Linked DNA regions of Mus musculus: region 1 is linked to region 2. A link is a contact called in ENCODE Hi-C or POLR2A ChIA-PET data. All regions are on one chromosome and are shown on one strand. The core of a region is the stretch at or near the end of the contact, and the rest is flanking DNA. Distances in the headings are between cores, read along the strand shown.

The links. A loop is a pair of places that touch in the nucleus more often than their neighbours do. ChIA-PET counts read pairs that join two places held with the same protein, here RNA polymerase II (POLR2A).
Region 1: a map of left cerebral cortex shows a loop between it and region 2 (5-fold over the local background). The contact joins the promoter of Rab23 here to the promoter of Prim2 in region 2. A Hi-C loop is called at or near these places in 7 of 37 maps with a recorded cell type or tissue (gastrocnemius, heart and left cerebral cortex). POLR2A ChIA-PET finds 5 or more read pairs at or near these places in 2 of 5 experiments (Patski and embryonic stem cell).

The regions. Positions count from the first base shown.
Region 1 is chr1:33,717,355-33,722,632 of GRCm38, reverse strand. Rab23 (RAB23, member RAS oncogene family) reads right to left here and starts at 2,737. Exons shown (of 8, transcript NM_008999.4): 1 at 2,460-2,737; 2 at 934-1,025. Gm32229 (predicted gene, 32229) reads left to right here and starts at 2,787. Exons shown (of 4, transcript NR_157041.1): 1 at 2,787-2,853.
Region 2 is chr1:33,666,290-33,671,310 of GRCm38, reverse strand. Prim2 (DNA primase, p58 subunit) reads left to right here and starts at 1,517. Exons shown (of 14, transcript NM_008922.2): 1 at 1,517-1,687; 2 at 2,291-2,453; 3 at 4,163-4,266. The coding sequence starts at 2,300. 1700001G17Rik (RIKEN cDNA 1700001G17 gene) reads right to left here and starts at 1,487. Exons shown (of 1, transcript NR_033199.2): 1 at 599-1,487.

The sequences.
Region 1 (5,278 bases), core at 1,488-3,987, 50 kb before region 2:
CAGAAACTTGCATGGTCCTAAGAATCTTCTAGAAGTACTTGTTAAAGTGGGTCTCCTGAGAAGAGCTAACCATCCATGATCCGAAACCTCAGAGCAGTAGCCTTGAATCTCGTTTTTGAAGAGAAGTGCAAGCTGGGTGTGGTGGTCCAGCCCTGCAATGCCAGCACTCAGCGACAGAAGAAGGAGGTCACTACCAGTTTAAAGTCTGCCTGGACTACAGTGAGATCATAGCTACAAAACAAACAAGAAAAGCCTAGAAGCATCAAAGGATGAGGCTTAGCCTTCCCGTCAGAAAGAGCCACCTGCACTGCCACCTTTGGGATGTACCGTGGGATCCACACTTGCCTAAGAGGAACATTGGTGGGCAGGACAACTAGACTGAGGAGTGGGGTTCCCCTTTGCACTGGGCTCTCTACCAGAGCAGCTGCAGGCTGGACCTCCTTCCTGGAAACCCTCCTTTCGCAGGTGTCAAAGGGCATCGCAGTCTTAAGGCTCTTCCTTCCGCGGTCACAGGAGCCTCCCCATAAGCCTGTTGTGCTGCTAACGCTATCTTGGCATTTGCTTCTTTAACAGTCCAAATGGATACTCTCGCTCATGAAGTTTTATAGTCACGTAAATGTTAGAGACTCTGGACTGTGCCTAATGTTGGAACCCAGGAGAACTTCAAAGAACTTGGATCCTGTGCTCAGAGAAGATGATTTCAATGCTCTAGGATGAAACCAAGACTTCAACCACCAGCCTCTTATAACCCTGAAGCTCAGGAGCAAATCTAAATCTAGCAAGAGTGGTGGAGAATGCTGTTATTCAGGGTCTCACATGACGGACTGAGGCCAGAGAGCACCTGGGAGCTCCAGACCAGTGTGGGCTACACAGTGAAATGCCATCTCAGAAAAAAACAGAAAAACAATAACAATACAAACCTACACTCCTTACCAAGATCTGACCGTGTTCATCCAGCTTGTGTTTCACACTGGCTCAGTTTTGGGAAGTCGACTTCCTCTTCTCAATCTAAACAATTCTTCACCCTACAATTAACGTTCAAAAACAAAACAAAACAAAAAACCCTCAATAGTATCAACAACAAAATAAGCCATCTCCCCAGACCTATAACAACTCAATTCATAATCATATAAAACTGAAAACTCCCCAAATGCCCTTCAGTGGGCGGATAATATAATTGGCTATGTTTAGCACATCTACCTAATTAAACAGGGAGTAGAAGGAGAAAAGGGCTATCCACACAGGAAACTGTGGAACAGATAATGTGGCTTAATTGGTACACTGTTTGTCTAGCTCCACAAGGCCCCGGACGCCATGCCTAGCAGCCCGCGGCGCACACACACACACACACACACACACACCTGGCATGACGGCACATGTCTGTCATCCCAGCACTAGGGAGGTAGAGGCAGAAGAATCCTAAGGTCATGATTATCCTTGCTACTGGAGCAAGTCTGAGGCTAGCCTGGACCACCTGAGATCTTGTCTCAAAAAGATATGAAGAGCCTGTCCCCCCAATAACCAACAGGGCCGCATCTTGAATCTCAAAGGTGTTTATATATAGTCATGGAAGACAGTTATCAACATCTCAAACTGTTACACTAAAATGGCATTCTGAAAACAGTGATTTCTAGGAATCAGGAATAAGAGGTAAGATATAAAGAGACAACATGAGGTTTTAACAGGTAGCAGGACTGGTTTCATATCCTGACCAGATATATGAATCTAAAACTCTCCAAATGGTTATTTGGGTTTTTTTTTTTACCATATGGAAGTTAAAAAATAAAATTTAAACAAAGATGTGAAAGCAGATCGTAGCGTCGGGAATTACTGTTAAGATTCTCAGAAACTAGTTACAACACTGCATCCCAGCCTTCAGGGGGAAGAGGCTCTGAGTTTGAGGCCAGCCTGTCTACACAAGTTCCAAGCCAGCCATGCCATCACAGGGAGAGCCTATCCCAAATCACACATGCTTTTAAGAAAAAAAAAATGCAAAAAATAAGTATGTTCTTTGAAAAGCACAATGCTACATATAATTAAAAACCGACAGTAATTATCAATGTCCTCTCTTCTCGGTTTCAAATCCCTTGGCAACCAATGCAGACTCTCGCGTAGGCAAAGGAAAGGATGGGTCAACTTGCTAAAGAAAGGCTTGCCGGGTTTGTTTTTTCCTACAGCAACCCGCCCGTTACAGAAGGCACTGGGATCGTCCCAGGCGGAGTCGCGCAGCCCTGTGCGTCCCGCGCCGCGCCGCACCCGCATCAAGTTCTCCCACTCTCGGGTTCCCGCTCCTGGGAAGCCACGGCGGTTGGTGAGCGAGCCGCGGCCGGGGTCGTCGGCGCGGAGCGGTCCCCACGAGGACGCGAGAGCAGAGCGCCGCCCGCAGCCGCCGTCCGCGCCCACAGCGACATCCCGGCGGCACCGCAGCCCCGAGCCGAGGCCGCGCAGGCCGCACTCACCTCTGCCCGCAGCCCGGAACCCTCAGCGCGGAGCCCGCAGCCCGGAACGCACAACCCGCAGCGCTGAGCCCGGAACGCACAGTCCGCAACACCGAGCCCGGAACGCACAGCCCGCAGCACCGAGCCCGGCTCCTCCCCGCGGACGCCTCGTACCCGCTCCGCTCTTTCAGAACGATTATGAGTCTCTAGCGAACTTTATTAGTATCCGGGTTCACCGAGCTACTCCTTGCCGACGCCGCCGGGGATGGAGGGCGCGCCGGACTCCCGCCCGCCGCGCTGAGGAGCATGCGCCACCTGGTCTGCGCATGCTCAGCACCGGCCCCGCCCTGCGCTGGCAGGGAAGGCGCGGGCTGGGTTTGCACAGCATCAGGCCTTGGTACCCAAGGAGACCAAGGTGAGCAGGATGTGCTAACCTACTGAAGGTGTGCCTTGTTTCCCTACACAGGGTCAGGTATCCGGGGGCCTCAGAAGTCTGTCACCACCTGAGACTCACGTGGTAGCACTGAAGTGTGAAAAAAAAAGTGATGAATGAAGACAAATAATTTGTTTGCAGGGTATGACTGAACAAAATAGAAGACCGTGATGGCTAACAACTCAGAAAACTAACCCACAAATTTAAAAAGGTCCTGCAAAAAAGCAAACTCGCTTCAAACGCGGCGTGGAAACACACGTGTGTGATCCTAGTACTTGGAAAGATGGTGTGGCATGAAGATCAGGATTTCAAGGCCAGCCTGAACTACAATAAACTATGTCTCAAAATACATAAACGTTGGTTGTTTCTGTATGCATCAAAATAAAACAGGGGAGGGTGATATAAAATACCAAGTGTTGAAAAGAATGTGAATTAGCTGAATTTGTGTGCTGGAGCAACTCCTTTGAACGAGAAGGAGAGTTTGTTACATTTGTGCACCCTGTGATCCACCCATTCCTTGGTCACACAGCTGATAGGAACTGTCCTTATGATATACAGGCAAACAGATGTCAGGACACCCATAGCTGCATCTGTCCTAATACTCTCCAAATGGAAATAACCCAAAAGATGTCAATGAACTAATACCTCTCCGTTGTGTAATGGAACCACTACACAGCCATGAAAAGGAGCCTCTGCAGCTGTAAGCATTAACAACACACAATGACAGAAGCTTAAGGTTAAAACAAAGTGCTGTACACAAAAGCACACACTGCATGCCAAACCCATTGTTTTCTCCTTCCTTTTTAGTTTGGGGTTTGTTTTTTTGTTTTTGTTTGGCTTGGCGTTTGGTTTTTGTTTTTCAAGGCAAAGTCTGGTTATTTATCCAAGACTGGCCAAGTGCAGCTAAGGCTGAATTTCAACTCACCACCCTGCTGTGTCAATCTCTTCAGTGCTGAAATTACAAGGCTGTGTCATCATGCCAAGCGTTCAGTTCATTTCCGTTGTTGCTCAAAACTCTTGACACTGAAAGTTCTCTGAGTGGAGCTGGAGAGATGGCTCAGTGGTTAAGAGTACTGACTCTTCTTCCAGAAGTCCTGAGTTCAATTCCCAGCAACCACGTGGTGGCTCACAACCATCTGTAATGGGATCTGAAACTCTCTTCTGGTGTGTCTGAAGACAGTGACAGTGTACTCTCACACATAAAATAAATCTTTTTTTTTTTTTTTTAAGTTCTCTGACTTAAAGGTTTTGTGCAGTCATAGCAGATGGGGGAAAAAAAGCCTGGTCCTAGGATATGACCCACAATTAGCAGCCGAGCTACACAAGAGTAGGGACCTACAAGTCAAGAGCATTTTCTAAAATTATTTTATTTATTTATTTAGTTAGTTAGTTTTTCGAGACAGGGTTTCTCTGTGTAGCCCTAGGTATCCTGGAACTCACTCTGTAGACCAGGCTGGCCTCGAACTCAGAAATCTGCCTGCCTCTGCCTCCCAAGTGCTGGGATTAAAGGCGTGCACCACCACTGCCCGACTGTCAAGAGCATTTTAAAATGAAAATTTGAAAACCTACATTAGCCATAGCTAAGAGGGTCTATATGAACCACTTGTTGCTTCAAGCACATCTTTTTTTTTTTTTTTTTTTTTTTAAAGATTTATTTATTATTTTATGTAAATACACTGTAGCTGTCTTCACACACTCCAGAAGAGGGAGTCAGATCTCATTACGGATGGTTGTGAGCCACCATGTGGTTGCTGGGATTTGAACTCTGGACCTTTGGAAGAGCAGTCGGGTGCTCTTACCCACTGAGCCATCTCACCAGCCCTTCAAGCACATCTTAATCAGAATTGTGGGCATTAGAGTGCTAGGGTCTTGAGTCATGGTTTCAGATTTCCTTCAGGAATGTGGAAGAGCCTTGGCTTGGGCTCATAGCAGTTAGCTAGCTGTTAAGTTCCCTCTGGGCCATGTGCCCAGACTGGACCCCTTCATCCTCTGGTCCTATAGGACATCCTGGAATTTTTCACTATAGAGAACAAAACAGAGAGACTGAGATGCTGGAAGCTAACATATTAGTTATGTGATGTGCAAAGAATTGTGACCAGCAAGGGCTTTCTTTTCAGGTTCTGGAAAGGTAATCTCCATTGTGTATTTATGAATGTTCCAACTATCCTTTCTATAAACCCAGGGCCTCATTCATGCTGGCCAAGCGTTCTACCTTTCTGCAATAGCAGCTGCCCAAGCACTGATCTCATCCACTGTGTGAGAATTATTTGTCATATATAGTAATTTTAAAATGAAAAATTTCAGATTTAAAAATTAGAGGTTACTGATCCATGATAAAGATCGTGTTTGAGACACAAATGTCAAGTCACCACTAAGTTTAGCCTTCATTTTGTTTGCAAGTTGTTAG
Region 2 (5,021 bases), core at 268-2,767:
GTTTTGTTTTGTTAGCTGCACAATTTAATGTTTTTTTTTTTTTTTTTTTGTTTTGTTTGTTTTTTTTTGTTTTTTTTCGAGACAGGGTTTCTCTGTGTAGCCCTAGCTGTCCTGGAACTCACTCAGTAGACCAGGCTGGTCTTGAACACAGAAATCCGCCTGCCTCAGCCTCTCAAGTGGTGGGATTATAGGCGTGCGCCACCACGCCCAGCTTTATGTTTTTATATATTCAGATATTTAGTTTTGTTTTCTTTTTATTCTTTGTGATTTCACTTAAATTTCCATGGTGTCCTCATTCTAATCACGGTATCTCTCCTTCTGTGCTTCAGCCCCCCCCCCCCCCCACACACACACACAAGGCAGTTAATATATTTTAGGAGTGTCTATGGATTTGGTGATGATAATTGTATATAGGCCACAGAGGAGAAGTGAGTACCCTACTGTCATACGAAAGAAATCAGGCCAGTGAGGTTGGCAGAATGGAGTCCCCTGTCAGGAATCCTTTGGAAGTCACCGTTCTTTTATGTGTAAATTGGGGCTAATTAACTAGAGTCTGTTTTGTGTGGCTTGAGAATAAAAATTGACAGATAAACAGGTTCCGTTTCAAGGGACAGCCGCCGATTTAGTCTATCTTAGGTGGGTACTTTGAGGCTTCAAAGTACTAGGATATACTATGCATTTCTAAACCCGACCACTCCCAGCCCCATCCCAGAGCTTGTGGGTGGCTTTTGTAGGGGGACACGCCGCCTCGAACACACTGTAGACCGCAGCGGCCGTCCAGGCTCTTAGGACGCCACCTAGCTGGCCTCGCTGTGGTCCCGGAGCGCTTTTTGCTAAGTCCTGCAGGTTCCTCCGCTCCCCGAAGTCTATGCTCGCTCGCGTGTTCCCTGGCGAGCATCGCGCGGGGACGAGCAAACCGACGTCATTCTTACAGCTCTTTTCTCGTCCGGAAGATGAAGGCAGCGTTGCTAACAACGAGGAGGGACAGTCCTTGTGTCGTGGGCAAAGCGGACACGGCGGCTCCTTCCCACCTCCTGGAATGACAGAGGGGAGGCCACCCCCGGTAAAGCGCCCGCAAGCTTCCGGAGCCTCAGTTACCCTGACTCTGGCTGCAGCGCGGGAATGTTTGCCGTTTGCACTGCAGCCCCAAGCCCAAAGGCGTCTCCGCGCAGAGAGGGCACCTGGGGTTCTGGAAAACAAAAACAAAAAACCCAACAAAATCTCCATCACTTGCATTCAAGATATCTTAGGGCGGGTGTTGCGGCTCAGCCTAAGCCCAGCACTTGTGGGAGGTTGAGGCAGGAGGATCGCCACCAATTCCAAGTTAGCCTGGGCTTCGGTGCGAGACATGGTCTCAAAAGAACTCACATCCGTCAACAAAACAAAAAACAAAACCAGCATCAAAAAGTCGGTCGGCGTGCAAAACGCTCCAGACGCGCACTACCTTCAGTCGCTACCGCGCCACACCGCGGTGGGCGGGGCGCCAGGGGGTGGGACCTCTGCGCATCACTTCCGCTTCCCGTTCCAAATGAACTCTCCCGCCACTGGGAGAGAGCGGCTGTCAGCGCGGGTGTTTCTTTCAGCCTGGCTGCTGGCTGGTTAAACAATCTACTGCGGCTTTATTTGGGACGGAGAGAAGCCGTGGAGTTGGAAGCTTGTGAGCTGACCTGGTGGGACCGAGTGACAGGTGGTGTCGGGTCGGAGGGAGGCTCCGGGTGGGATGGCGGGGAGGGCGGCCCGGGAAGGCGCTGGGGCCGGAAGGGAAGTTAAGGCACTTTTGACTATTCTGGAAAGGCTGGATTCCAGAGTTAGAAGTACGAGAAGTAAGCCTCTCATCTAGGTAGAATCTACTTTGCTTTACCTTGATTTCAGGAATTTAACACCCCCCTCCCCTCAAACCTCATCTTGTCTTGGGTTCGCACATGCCTGAGGGTGGCAGGCAGCAACACTTAGTGATCACTCTTTGGCTTACAAGGGCCACCGTCTACATATACCCCAGTTTGAGCCCTTCCCACATTCGCCCCTGTTATTACAGATGTGTATAGAAAATCTAGACAACACAGCAGGGTCTAGGAATAATCCCTTTAAAAAAGTCTGTGCATCCAATATTTTGTGTTTCCATAAATATTTACTCTATTGACTCAGCCTTTTTCCGTCATTTTAACATATATATTGCGTTGCCACCTAAGCACTATATATTGCAATATATACTATATAACATATATATATAATTTATATAATATATAATATAAATATATATTTATATAATTTATTTCACTGCTTTCAAAAGGTGGTCAAGATGCAGTTCTCAGGAAGGATCCGGAAGAAGCTGCGATTGGCGGGTGACCAGAGAAATGCTAGTTACCCTCACAGCCTTCAGTTTTACCTGCAGCCGCCTACTGAAAACATATCGTTGACGGAGTTTGAAAACTTGGCTTTTGACAGAGTTAAATGTAAGTGGCATTTAAAGTCCAATGTTTGTGTCCTTGAGAAGTGCAGTTATCACACGATGAATAAAGGCAGTTCCTCTTTGTTCAGCAGCCCATTCAACATCCGTTGGTGATTTGCTGTTGAAGGTTTGTCATTCACTTCTTCACTGTAGTATGCACATTGAGTACTCTGCTTCCAGGTGGCAGGGACTTTGTAATGAGTAATGCAATTAAGGTCTATGTTGAAACTGTATTTGCTATGTGGAGACAGACGTGTAGAGTTAAAATCATACATCAGATTACTTTCTGCTTTGATAGAAGTAAATATTAATGCCCCTGGAGTGTAAAAGTGAGAATAACTAGCTTAGTCTACTTAAGGAAGGTTTCCTAGAGAAGTTGGAATTTGGTCTGGTTTCTGAAGAAATGAGCAGACAGTAGGGATTTCCCAGCAGAAGCAGTGAAGGGCTTTTCCAAACTGTGATAATGGTCTCTACAAAGGCTTGCGGCTGTGAAAGAGAGCTATGCTTCCGGTGTGAGTAGTTGAGGGAGAGTGGAGACGTGTGGACATTTGAAGGCATATTATAATGCGCAGGACCGAGGTGTGAGAAGGATGCAGCCACTGAACTGGAGGCCTCTTATCCTTTGTGTGTGAGAGAAGAAATGAAGGAGCTAGCTATGAACTGAGACAAATACAAGCCCTCTTAGAGTTTATGTTCCAGAATATTCTTGCTGGAGTAATCAGGAGATGGGAAAACACTGTTCATTTTTCTTAGAGCAGCAAGATAAGAGCTGTCAACGCAGGAGAAAGCACTTATTACTGTCCAATGTAGTGAAGGCAAGAGGGGGGGAAGGGCACAGGAGGCTTAGCAGTGTCACATGTTTCCTAGTGGTTGAAACCCTTGGCTTCGTCGTGTCAGATGGAACCGCAAGGACCCCTAAACAGTGGTGGTGCTAGTGAAGGGCTTGAGAGATGCCAAGTAGGTGTCATGAAGAGTGGTTGGAGGTCAGGACTGAGGGAGCCGGTACGGCAAGAAGGCATGGGAAGTGGAGATGCATGTGGAACATGGTCGTGTTCTTAGGTGGCAGTGCAGAAGATTCATTTCTGGTGTTGAAGCATCATTCCTTGAAGGGATTTCTGTGAGGAAGGCTTGCACCTGGCATTAGGAACCTTTGAATATTCGTGACTTCTATTCAGGATGGCTCCTTCTGATGACCCGGTGCCTCTCACTGCTGGGTAGTCATCAGGAAAGGAAGGCTCTCTCTCTCTCTCTCTCTCTCTCTCTGCCTCCTCCTCCTCCTCCTCTTCCTCCTCCTTTTTATCTTATGATGTACTCAGTCAAGGTAGCTCCAGACTGCAAACCTTGTCTTCACACTGACAGGCAGGCTTTTTCACTTCTCAGCATTTGGTGGCTTGGTACATCAGGAAAGATCATCCACCATTTGTCCTTTCCCTTCCCTTCCCTTCCCTTCCCTTCCGTTCCCTTCCCTTCCCTTCCCTTCCCTTGTTGAGCATCTCTGGGATTAGAATATCATGCATTTTCTGCACATTGGTGCAGTTTATCAGTTTCCAAGCACAGTTCACGTGATGTACCTGCGGAAACAAAGTTGTTAATACTGTCAGATGTTCTAAGAAAAAATAATTAGAGAATTGCTTTCTGTAGGTTTTTATCTTTGATTTATTTATCTTTTGTCTTGGATTTAAACTTTTCTTCCTTTTAATCTTTTCCCCCTAGTGCTTAAAGCAATTGAGAACCTCGGTGTGAGCTATGTGAAAGGAACCGAACAATACCAGAGTAAATTGGAGGCCGAGATTCGAAAGCTCAAGTTTTCCTACAGAGTAAGTAACGGGAAGTCGGCGGCGGGAGAGCGCTCCCTTCAGTCTGTGTGCGTTTATATTGCTGAGTTATGGGGAGAGGCTTTTATAAAGATAAACATTCTGCTGAGCTGATTGACATGTAGTTAGATGATTGACATGTAGTTAGATGATTGACATGTAGTTAGATGATTGTAGTACAGCAGTTTCCCACCCTCAGGCCTGCTCTCCGCCTGGCCTGTTAATTCCTCATTGCAGGACTCCTGTATATTGTGCAGGTTCTTGGAGAGACCTTGCCTTCTGCGCATGGACTGACTACAGAGATCCCCTATGTATTTGTGTCACACAGGGTGAAGCAAACTGTTTTTTTCTGCGTACTTCAGGAGTGTGTGCAGTGGCTACCTGGCTTGGGTGGGGGTAGTTTAGAAGACTGACCAGGAGGAGGTCCTGAATTTCTGCAACTGCTATTTATTTATTGATTGATTGATCAGTTGATTGATTGGTTGTTTTAGAGGGGTTTGTTCTGCAGTGCAAGTGTTCCTAGCACTTGTGATATAGCCCAGGCTGGCCCTGCTCTGTTCCTTAGTCCCTGGAGGGCTGAAGTAGCTGGTACATGGTACCACCTCTGGCTTGGAACTACATCGTGACAGATACCATGACATTTTTATTTTGGGAGGATAACTGCCAGCAACAGGTTGATTGGGTCATGGTGGACAGGAGCGAACAGGAACCTGGAATGATGCGAGTCTGAATTTCTGAGTGACGGGGACGGTCGGGGG